Regions from separate parts of the Mus musculus genome. Here region 1 is linked to region 2. A link is a loop called in an ENCODE intact Hi-C map of the cell type or tissue named here. Cell type or tissue: left cerebral cortex. All regions are shown on one strand. Each heading gives the region's core, and the rest is flanking DNA. Links, peaks and the distances in the headings are about the cores only.

Evidence for each region. Peaks named below come from ENCODE experiments on the same cell type or tissue, not always from the same donor. Only the 100,000 strongest peaks of a DNase experiment are listed, where the experiment ranks them.
Region 1: it touches region 2 in a loop (4-fold over the local background); 5 of 42 quality-filtered maps call a loop at or near these places.

The regions. Positions count from the first base shown.
Region 1 is chr2:139,676,648-139,682,022 of GRCm38, forward strand. Ism1 (isthmin 1, angiogenesis inhibitor) reads left to right here and starts at 1,531. Exons shown (of 6, transcript NM_001276489.1): 1 at 1,531-2,160. The coding sequence starts at 2,023. In left cerebral cortex, for the core only: CTCF peaks have their summits at 707, 1,538 and 2,154; DNase peaks (open chromatin) are centred at 612, 836, 1,296 and 2,125; H3K4me3 peaks cover 2,612 bases; H3K27ac peaks cover 2,057 bases.
Region 2 is chr2:139,588,523-139,593,897 of GRCm38, forward strand. Sptlc3 (serine palmitoyltransferase, long chain base subunit 3) reads left to right here. Exons shown (of 12, transcript NM_001356507.1): 8 at 970-1,189. Among named protein-coding and RNA genes, the nearest start is that of Ism1, 87 kb to the right of the region's middle. In left cerebral cortex, for the core only: CTCF peaks have their summits at 1,606 (motif pointing left) and 2,972 (motif pointing right); DNase peaks (open chromatin) are centred at 1,599 and 2,987.

The sequences.
Region 1 (5,375 bases), core at 52-5,051, 88 kb after region 2:
GCACTTTATAAATAGCTGCCAATTTATTAATGAGCTGCTGGGTTTGGCTAGAATTTTAAAGATGTTTTCCAGCATTTTCAAAGAGGCAATAAGTTAACTGGATACAAACAGATGCAAACAGCATGCTGAACCACAACTAGTTAAATTCTGGAAAATGCTAAGACGACCTGAGGAACGTTTGGAGTGGCGAAGAAATTCATCTTAGAGTTTCCAAAGAAAGATTTTAACTCTAAAGACAGTTTAATTAGGAATCTTCTGTCCGTTTCTAGTGATTGTAGAAAGAGGTAGGAAAAGAGAGAAAAGTGGCGTGCCGGTAAGAAAGTTTTATTTGTTTGTTTGATTTCATTCACCTAAGGAGATTTGTGCAACGGTCCTGGGTTGCGGATGAGAAATGGCAATGTGTGACAAGGGTTGTGGGAACGTGTGCTCACGCTTGACTAGGGCTGGGCTCACCGAGAGGGAAGGGCTGAGCTGGCTCAGGGGAGGAAGGAGGCGGAGGGAACACAGTATAAAAGTCTCCAGCCTAACAGAGTGCCCGTCACTCGAGCCACTTGGGGAAGGCAGGAGCCAGAGCCACGCTGGACCCAGTTCTCTCTAGCCTCGTTGGCAAGGATCCCGCGCTCTCCAGATATATCACCCAGCCGTTCTGCTCGCCAGCCGCACCACTTGCAAGGCATGAGTCGCTCCCGGGAGCCCGAGGCTGGAGCGCGGTCATGAGGCGGTGGCGCTGTTGCAGCGGCTGCGTTTCGGCAGCCCCCAAGTCCCCTCCAGGCGCAGCACCCCCAGGATGAGCCCCCAGACTCGAGTCTACCAAGCTGAGAGTCACCCAGCATCCCACTGACGTCCGAGCGCCTTCGCAGCGCACACCGTGTTCTTCGCAGCCTCCCACGCGACACCTGCGCACTTAAGTAGACGCGCGCGGATTGAATCCAACTCACCCGCCTTTCCGACGCTCCAGGGCGCTGTAGGCGCACGGTCTGCTGCACCCAGTGATCAGCCAGCCCAGAGCCCCGCAGCTAGTGTCAAGACCCTTCCGGACCGACAGACACCGTGTCACCCCACCCCCTACCCCCCAAACTCGCTGCTCAAGGTCAGGGTGCGTGGTGGGGTCGCAGACACCTGGTTTGTCTGGCCCCTCCGTTCTCCACTCCTATAACTCCAGCTCTACTTTGCCCATAAACTTTTCTCAGGTGGCCTGGGCGACCCCCACTCGCCCGCAGCCCCAAGCACTAGAGCGAGCAGAGGGCTAGTTCCTTTGCCACAGCGACCTCGGCAGCAAGCACTTAGCACAGCCGAGAAGGCGGACGCAGGCGCCGGCGGGGCGCCCCCAGTTATCCTCAAACGGTGACAACCTCGGTGACCCGGAGCCAGCCCATCCGGGGACTGAGCGAGCGGGGCGACGAAGCTAGAGGTCCCAAGGAACTTGGAGTGAGGAAGGTGGTGGCCCCGAGGGTGAGTGGCTCCCGGCAGCGGGGGCGGGGGAGCCGAGAGTGGAGGTAACTCCGGGCGGCCTCTGAAGCCCTCCTCCTCCTTCTCCTCCTCCGCCTCTAACCCCGCGCTCCTCTGGCGGCCGCTCCCGCTCCAGCTGCGGCACCGCGGCCACATCTGGGGAGCCCATGTGCGCTCGGGGGCTCGGCTGCGCCCGCCCCGCCGCCGCCCCCGCAGTTCCCTGCCCGAAGGGTGGACCCTGGCCGGGCCTGGGTCGCGGACAGCCCCGGGTCCCCATCGCCGCCGCCGGACAGCTCCTGGGATTGCTCCGCCACCGGCTTGGACGTCCCCGGCCCCGCGGTGGCTCCGCTGTGGTGTGGCGGCGGCGTTGGCGGCTGCTCCTGTTCCCCGGGCCCCGTGCGCTCGGCCGAGCCCAGAGCCAGCCCTGCCGGCCCGGGGAGCGGGGCCCCGGTGGGGGCCGAGGCGGGAGCCGCTCAGTCGAGCTCGGGGGCTCCGACTCCTCCTCCCCCGGCGGCGGCGCCGCCGCCGCCGCCGCCAGTCGCGCGGGGTCCTAAAGCCGCGCGACTCAAGAGGATGGTGCGCCTGGCTGCGGAACTGCTCCTGCTGCTGGGGCTACTGCTGCTCACGCTGCACATCACGGTTCTGCGCGGATCCGGAGCCTCCGACCGGCAGGACGCGGCCGCCGGCAACGTCAGCGGGTCCCAGTTGCAGGTGAGTGCGCCGCCGGAGGGGGCGTGCGTGGTTGAACGAAGCTGGGTGGCCCGCAAGGTACTAAGCAAGAGAGCTTGGTACATTGCAGAAGGCGGGTCCTCCGTTCCACCAAGGAGCACTTTTGCCTAGGCAACCGGGTTTAAGCAGAAAAGTTTGGACTAGGGGATCGGGCGGAAGGTGGGTGGGTGGAAGGGTTATGTGTAGAGGCCAGGCCTGCTTCAAAGTTTACCTAGAGAAAGCCTCAGATCTGTCACAGGTTTGGCACCAGGAAGAAGTCTTAGGCTTGGGAGGCATAAGCTGGCTGGAGGATGCTTTTGATGCTGAGTACTGCCAGAGACTTAGAAGTTTGTCTTGAGGCAAGAGAGACTGAGGTGAGGCGACATAAAGAGGCCTTATAAGATAAATCTCCAAGCTATATTTAGGAGAAAGTATTCTGTTGGGTGTGCAAGCAGTGTCAGAGGTCAAGACATTATTTCTGGAGACTAGCCAGACACCCCACCTTTGCCTGAGTGATTCCTTCACCTCTTATGCCCCTATGTACCAGGCAAAGGGCCATAGTCAAGGCACCTGTAGGAATTTGGTCTGGAGTTACTTGGGACTTTTAAACTTCTTCCCGGTGAACATCTGCTTTGAAGGTTCTTTTAGTAACAGGATTCTGTTTCGGCTCCAGGGGGAGAGATGAGGCCAGGGGGCATATATTAGGTCTTGAGATGCCAAATGAATATTGCTGAGTAAAGGTTGCCCACATGGGCTTTTCTATTATGACTTTGGAAAGCCTGCCTCATGGTTTTAGAGGTAGAGCATGCATTAAACCAGAACTAGTAGAAGTGAGCTGGGATTTTCTTCAGGGAACAGCCAGGATTCTACACTCTCTAAAGAAACCAAGCCAGGCCCTACTAAAACTAGTCACTGTGCAATGTTGAGATTTTTACATCTTTGTGCCATTAAAAGACTAATAACCTGTTGCTGAAAAGAGCGTTTATTTAAACACGTCTACATCAGGTGTTTACCACGATACTGTTTTAAGAGTGTTGCAGGGGCTAACTCATTTAATCTCATCCTAACCCTCATTACAAGATTGTTAATCTCTCTGCCTTACAGATTGCGAAACTGAGGCACCGAGTGATTAAGAAACTTGTTAGAATTCACACATTCCCACCTGTTGGTTAATTATATCAAGCTTGCTGTCTGCCAGACTAAAGCAAGGTGACCCTTACAAATGCAAACCAGGCCTGCAAAAATGCAAACCTTAAGCTTAAAAGTTCTCAAACCCTTCTAAAAACAATCTGGGTTTGGAGGAGCCTCTCACATTACCCTTCGGGTAACCCTGAACAGCAACAGATATTTCCCCCATGCCAAACACTGAAGAAATAATCCTCACTATCATGAAGGCTTCTGGAAATTGTATTTTATATGTGATGCTTTCTTTCCTCGTGGACTCATGAAAACCTGTAAAAAAAAATGATGTTCTATGGAAAAGTAAATTTGGCAGATTTCTTTATGAGGTGCTTGCTATCATTAGAATAATCTCCGGTTGGCCTTTTCCACCCCAACAGTACTTTAATGAGAGAAGCAGCTGGTAGAACTGGATGGGATTCTCAGAGGGCTTTTGCTGAAGAACAGCCCCCCCCCCCACCTCCACCCCCGATCAAAAAAAAAAAAAAAGAAAGAAAGAAAGAAAAACAGAAGAAATGGGGGATTTGGAAACAGTTCTGCTCCCAGGAATATCTGGAGCCCTAAGTAGCTGCTAATCCAGTAGCTTCAGTTTATCTTGTTACAGTGTTCAATTATGGTGAGCATCCAAAGCCTTCACTTAACTAAGCCTACTGATGACTTTAACAGTTTAGCTTGTAATTTTATTCTTTTTTTTTTTTGTAATTTCTTCTTATAAAAGTTTTATATTCTTCCTGACCAAAGTTATTTCTTGGGCTCAAGGCAGTATAATTCAAATGGACATAGCCAGTTAAACCTGCAAAAGACATTTATCTGCTGTCTACCGGATAGGAAAGAATGCATTTGCTAGCAGCAGGTGTACTTGAAGACAAAACTGTGATGTCAAAATTCTTTCTGTTTTCTGGACACTTTGAGCTCAAGCTTAAATTCCCATCTAAATTGTTTGATTCTGTAATGTCTATACTACCAAAATCCTTCTTAGATGTCAGAAATTCAGAGCATCCCTTCCATTATAAAGCAGGCACTGGTGAGTTTGGCTCAGCTACACTGTATTTAGAATTATTTAAAAAGAGATACACCTTTATTTAAGATTGGACATCCAACAAAAGTACTCAAAATAGCAACAACAAGAGCTAAAGATTTGAGTGCCTTTTGAATGACAAGCAATGCCCTACCACTGTACACATACTAATTTCTCTAAGCTAAAAAAAAAAAGAATAAGAAGAAGAACCCCAATAAAGAACCCCACGAATTAGGTACTGTTATCATCCCACTTTTAAGTGGGGAAACTGAGTTAGGTAGCTCACTCTATAACTGAAGAGCTAGAAGCTCCTTAATTTGTATTTCTTATTTTATAGTATAAAAATGTATGCCTTATATTTTGTGTATTGTATATCAAATGATATATCCATATTCCAAGTTCTTGGTAAACTCCATAATACTGGCTACAAAAGAGGGGCAACTTTTAAATGTTGCATTTTCTGACACACATGTATAGTTTTACTGTACCGGCTACCAATGCATACATGTTTATATAGCATCTGTGCTTATATCTATACAGAAACATATTTAGAATCCTTAACAAGATTTCTTTGGCAGTGCCAGGGAGTTCTAAGAAATTGGTTTTTTGTTGTGTTTTCCTTTGTGACTTCCGTCGCTGCAGATATGCTACTATGAAGTAGCAATAAATGTTTTGAGAACATAATCTTTCTGTTGGTTTGTGGGTCAGAAAATATCCAGTAAGACATTTTTGATTGTCAGCACTCACTGTATAAAAATTCATAGAACTGTCAAGTTTGTTGACTTGTGAATGACTTTTTTTTTCTGACATAACTTTATCTTGTGAAATACTCTGGTTAGTCTTTTCACTTGTCTTTAATTAAATGATAATGAGAACACAATTATATAAATTATAAAAGCAGCCTGAGAGACAGAACACACAGGCTCCATAGCCAATAACAATTATAATCGAAATAATGCTATCTCTTTTTTAAACAGAACTCTCATGTATCATCTAATAAATCTCAGTCAAATTTAGAATT
Region 2 (5,375 bases), core at 245-5,244:
TGAGGATACAAGAATCCTCTTTATCTTTCATCCAGTAATTCTACAAATCTAAAGCTGTTATTACAAGAAATTCTGTCAATTTAAGGTTATTTAAAAAAAACTGAAATGTAAAACTTAGAAAACTAAAATAAATAATAAAATAGGTCTAAAGCAAAGGATAGGTTAGTAGCGATAAATGTCCCCAAAGTGTTGTTCCCAGATACTAGTGTGAGATCATCCTGGATGCTTCCGTAAACCATTCCCCTCCCTCCCACCCTCCCCTCCCACCATCCCCCTCCCCCCCCCCACCCCCATGCACCTCTGGGATCTCTGTAGGAGGAACCCAGAGACCTGTGCCATAAAACTATCAGGCGATTTTAAAGCCTGATAAACTTCCGTTCTATCACTCTGAAGAAATATGGAGAAAGGGTGCCGGCAGGTGCCTCACATAGACTGAGTTGTGGTGAGTGGGGAACTAAAGGGTGTTTTACTGTGCACTAATTAATAGTATGGTGTCTGAAGCTCTGTGTGTTTTCAATTCCCCACTTTAATCTTTAGCAGTTCAGATCTGGCAGACCTGGTTAAACAAACTGAAAAAAAAAAAAAAGGCAGCTAGATCAAGGTGATTCGGGGTGGTGCACTTTTCTTAAAGCTATCCTAAAAGCATTTCTCTAACTGCAATAACCAGCTTTACAAACAAATTAGCAATATGGCTAGTTCATTTTTCAGTTGAGAATCAAGGTTGACAACCCAATCCACTCAATCCATCAAACATAAAGTATTTTTATTCAAGTAGAGTAGACACCCAGAGAAATGTTACAAGACTGAAATGTTGTCTTTGCTGAATAAAAAACATGCTATGTGAAGAGAGGTGTGACTGCTCCTTGTCAGCAGCCTGACACTGACTTTCTAGGGTGCGCTGGAAGGACACTAACGGAGCTTTCCAGAAAACTATTCACTACTTACCAAGCCTTTTTTCTTTTGTGCTAGCATGGAAGGTTCCATTGTGAACCTTGCCCAGATAGTGGCTCTAAAGAAGAAATACAAGGCTTACCTGTACATTGATGAAGCTCACAGTATTGGCTGTACAGGCCCCACGGGACGAGGCGTCAGAGAGTTATTTGGACTGGACCCTGAAGATATTGACGTATACATGGGTACATTCACCAAGAGCTTCTCGGGCTCAGGAGGATATATAGGCGGGAAAAAGGTAAGAACGGAACCTCTTGTGTTAGGAGAGACCCTGGATACAGATTTCTGGAAGCAGAAATCAGGACCCCCCTGAAGTTCATGTCTGTTTCAGTTCAGCTCACGTGCAGCACAGAGTAAAGAAAAGTGTGGAAAGAATCGTCACATAACAAACTGTGTAGAGTACCTGGGAGAGATTAGCTCCGCCGGACTATGTCTGGGAAGTATTGTAGAATAACCACCATTCAGCCTTGTAGACAAATAGTCGGGGGTGGGGGAGTCAATTTCAGAAAGAAGCAATAGAATATACTGAGCCACAGAAGTAATAAGGAACCTTACATGAACTATGAGGGAGTGGGGTGGAGAGAAGGATGGCTCAGCAGTTAAGAGTACTGATTGCCTGTCAGGGCTCAACTCCTAGCGCCCCCTGGAGGCCTACTACTATCTGTACCTCCAGTCTCAGGGATCTGAAGCCTCAGCTGAACCTGGACAAATATAGCATGCAGACACACATGCAGGCAAGACATGCATACAATTTTTAAATTCAAAAATTAAAGAACTAGGAGTGTGCGTGTGTGTGCACATGTGCGTGTGTTGTAACAGCAACAGTGGAGAAAGTTCAGGTATTCAAGAGGCTAGCCTCATGGATTTTACAAGTTTTCACCTAAATGACAGCAGCATAAAAAATGGACTTTTAAGATTATTTTTCTGAGAAATAACTCTTTTCTATGATGTTAGATAAGCCATCTTCTCTAGTCTCTAAATGATTTTAAAAAATTGGTTCAGATGACATGATGAGATGAGAGAGCGTATGTCCTGTCCCTTTTCCAAATCATGTCAGTTGTCTCTCCAAGCCCACATCTGTCCCAAAGAGACTGTGGTGTAGCTCCAACTAGTAGGGCATTTCAGGCCCCAAATTAGTGCATGGAGGTGCTCTTAACAAGATATCTAACATTTCTAGTTCCTTACCCACTGACCAGAAGAAACAAAAATTCTGCCCACTGCTCAACCAGTTAGACAAATCGGGGTATGCTAGCAGAAAGCATACTATCACTAAAAGTCAGTGGTTTAAAACAATAGATTGCGTCTTATCCACCTACCATGAGACATACAGACGCCTAAAATTCTGTTCTAAGTGTTCTTTGCCCTCTTGTAACTGCTACTTTCTCCCATGGCCAAAGCTTTGTACTTCCACCTTCCTGTGCTTTCCTGTGGGGATGAGCTAGGTAATGCCAGAAACACGGGGAATGCCAGGCCCTCAAAGGCTTCAGCAAAGTCTAGTGAGAGGTTAAATATTTCCTTCTTAACTGTCACATCAGCAGGATCAGAGGGTCTCAAATTTAGGAGCTGTCTGATCCGGATTACCTTGCTTTGTGAGGCTGTGGGCTTTGATTACTTTAGCAGCAGTTCTGAGCCACAAAACTTTTAACCGAGCGTAACTCTGTTTCCTGAGCCAAAGGCACCTGAATAAACTAAAGCAAGCAGATCCTTGAAATGGTGTCAGACTTGTTAGATGTCACATTTTTCTCCTCAGAGTGCCTTTATTTGATACCTACTTTAAACAAAGGCCCAGGACTAGCCGCAGGAAGGACAATTCCCTGGGATCCTGTTCTCTGTTCTGAAGGCAGGTGCAGGGTTTCAAAAATGGAATACTCTTGTCTACATGACCTCTGATCCTTTGGGTTAAAGATCGGGCAATTGTAAAAATTATCATTATTACATTAATCAGAACTCCTACACTCCTACCCACTTCCTCCTCCTAACCTAACAGTATAACTGTGTTATACTGCAGTATCTCAATTAACCACCAGGTGGCATCATGAATTAGAGCGTGTTTGGCAGGGGCTCATTAGCCATACTGAGATACACTACCCTAAAACACCAACGTATAAAACCTTGGAGAAACAGACAACAATTCAATACACGGAACTGAGCAAGAGAATGGAGAGCACGAATCCTGAAGACAATCAAGTGGGTTCAAAACTCTAGAAAAAGATAAAAATGCCTGGCTCTGAAATGTCTTGTTAATCTTGGTATACAGTGACAACATTCCTAAAAACTACACCTGGGATGTCCTGGGACTCTTGGTGGAGCCAAGTTTTGCACATTATGGACCAGATGAATACATCTTGGAAAAAAGTGAAGGGGGAAAAAATAGCTGGTGCTAAGATTTCAGTAAGCAGAGGTTTGATGGGGAGTCTCCGGTTTCCCCCTTAGTTGTTACTAAGTAACAAACTCACCTTGGCTGATCAGGATTAATTCCAAGACAAAGTATTTTCTCAAAAGCCTATGGGGCTTTTGTCTTTTGCAATTTGAGCTCTGCTGACGGACAGTAAACAATTCACTGCCGAGGCTATCCTTCCATGAAGGTCCAGGTGAAAATTCAGATAATCACTCTTCACGTCAGGACTATCAGTGTCTATGAACAAGGCGGGAGTTGATAGGGTCGGGTTCTTTTCTTTTACCATTTTCAATTTCAGTTATTTCTCTAGCTGCTGGGAGGATGTACGCAGCATTCCTCATCCTCTATTCTCCTGTAAGCATGGGTCCTGCAACTTCTTACATGTCCGCTGTCACTTGCTGCCTTCTCCCAGCCTCCGTGAGGATTGGCAAATAAGTGAGGCAGAGATTGTCCTTGTGACCGATAGACGGCAGGGTTGTAATTCTAGAGGAGGGAAATGGGAAACAAGGCTAGGTTTGGAAGGTGATAGTTAGCTCCAACAGCCTGAGAAGCAAGGAAAGGCAATTCTCTTACAGAAGCCTTTCTGTTCTGGTATTCTCAGCCCTGCCTGCACTTAACAGTCCTTTGAAGTAAATGGGGTCATGGACTAAGCATCACGATGTTTATTCTAAAGCCTCCTGTCTGATTCCCTCCCCAAAACCCACCCTTGCCCTTGAACTCCAGGCCTATGGGTAAAGAAAATAATCAAGGTTTTGGACTTAAAAAAAAGGACTTGGAAAACTGTCCCTGGGAGAACCTCTAACTCATTCCAAAGAAAGACACAATACAGACACACCTTGCAAGGGACCAAAGTCAACCCTTAATTCACGACTTGTACCCAGTCAGGAGATAAATAGAAGAAATCAGTAGACTTTCCTTGACACTCTCCAGAAGTTACTACAGAACTCCACTTCCTCAGCCACACAAGGAAAACACCCTTTACCCAGCCTGGGACAAAATGGACTCAGTCCAAAGTAATTATATTGTAGGACAGACACTCTTCATGTTCAAGGGAGTGATTATACGCTGATGCGGTCGTGTTCAAACTAAAGATGCTTATGACTGACCTATGGGATTCCTCAGTTTTTGAAAGGAAATTAGAGTTAGGGGCATTTCGATCAAAGGAGGCTTTGCTTTGTTTCTTTGTCTGATCTTTGTGCTGAATGCTTCCCAACTGAGATGTTACTACGCTTGATCTAAGAGTTCAGTTTCTTGTCATTAATGCATCAGGGGACTGTTCATCCTCCCTCAATCTCTAAAGTTCCTTGGCTTCCCATTAAACAAACTGTCAGAATGTACAGGTCTCTGCTAAGACCCTACTACTATGAACTTTAAGAATATACATATATCTTTAGTTACTTTCTTTCTGAGGACACACTCATTGATTAAATTAAGATTAGACATAAAAGCCTTTAAACCCCAAAACAGCAATGTATGCAAATTGGGGGAAGCACTACAGGCTAAGCATAAAGGGAGCTGGTCTCTATACACTCCAGGACTCACTTCTCCTCATCCTGAGGCCAATCTCTGGTTTTGAAGATGTGATAAGCATAGTGTTAAAGATGGAAACACCTGAACCAGAGTCATTGTGTCTACATCCTTACCTTACCTAATCTTTATGGAGAATTTCCAGGATGTCTGTGCCTCAATTATCCAATCTATAAATTTGGGATTAAAGGGTGTTTCCTACTTCTGAGTTATTTTAAGTGCATTAACATATACGTTGTTCTGAAAATGAACTCAAAAGTATCCCATGGATGTTGGCTGTGGTGTTAGTTTCTGGTCCCATTTTCTGCTCTCTGAGTTATTCAATAACTCAAGTTAATGCTCTCCATTCTTCCAAAGGCCTGTCTGTTTTCTTGTGGTTGGTAATAGTTAGGATAGGTTTGGCTTGGTTTTACTCTTACTGCCACTATCCCTTGTGGGATGGAGGAAGAAGCAAGCTAAGTATCCTTGGTTTGGTGCTTTGCGGCTTCCCTTATACAGG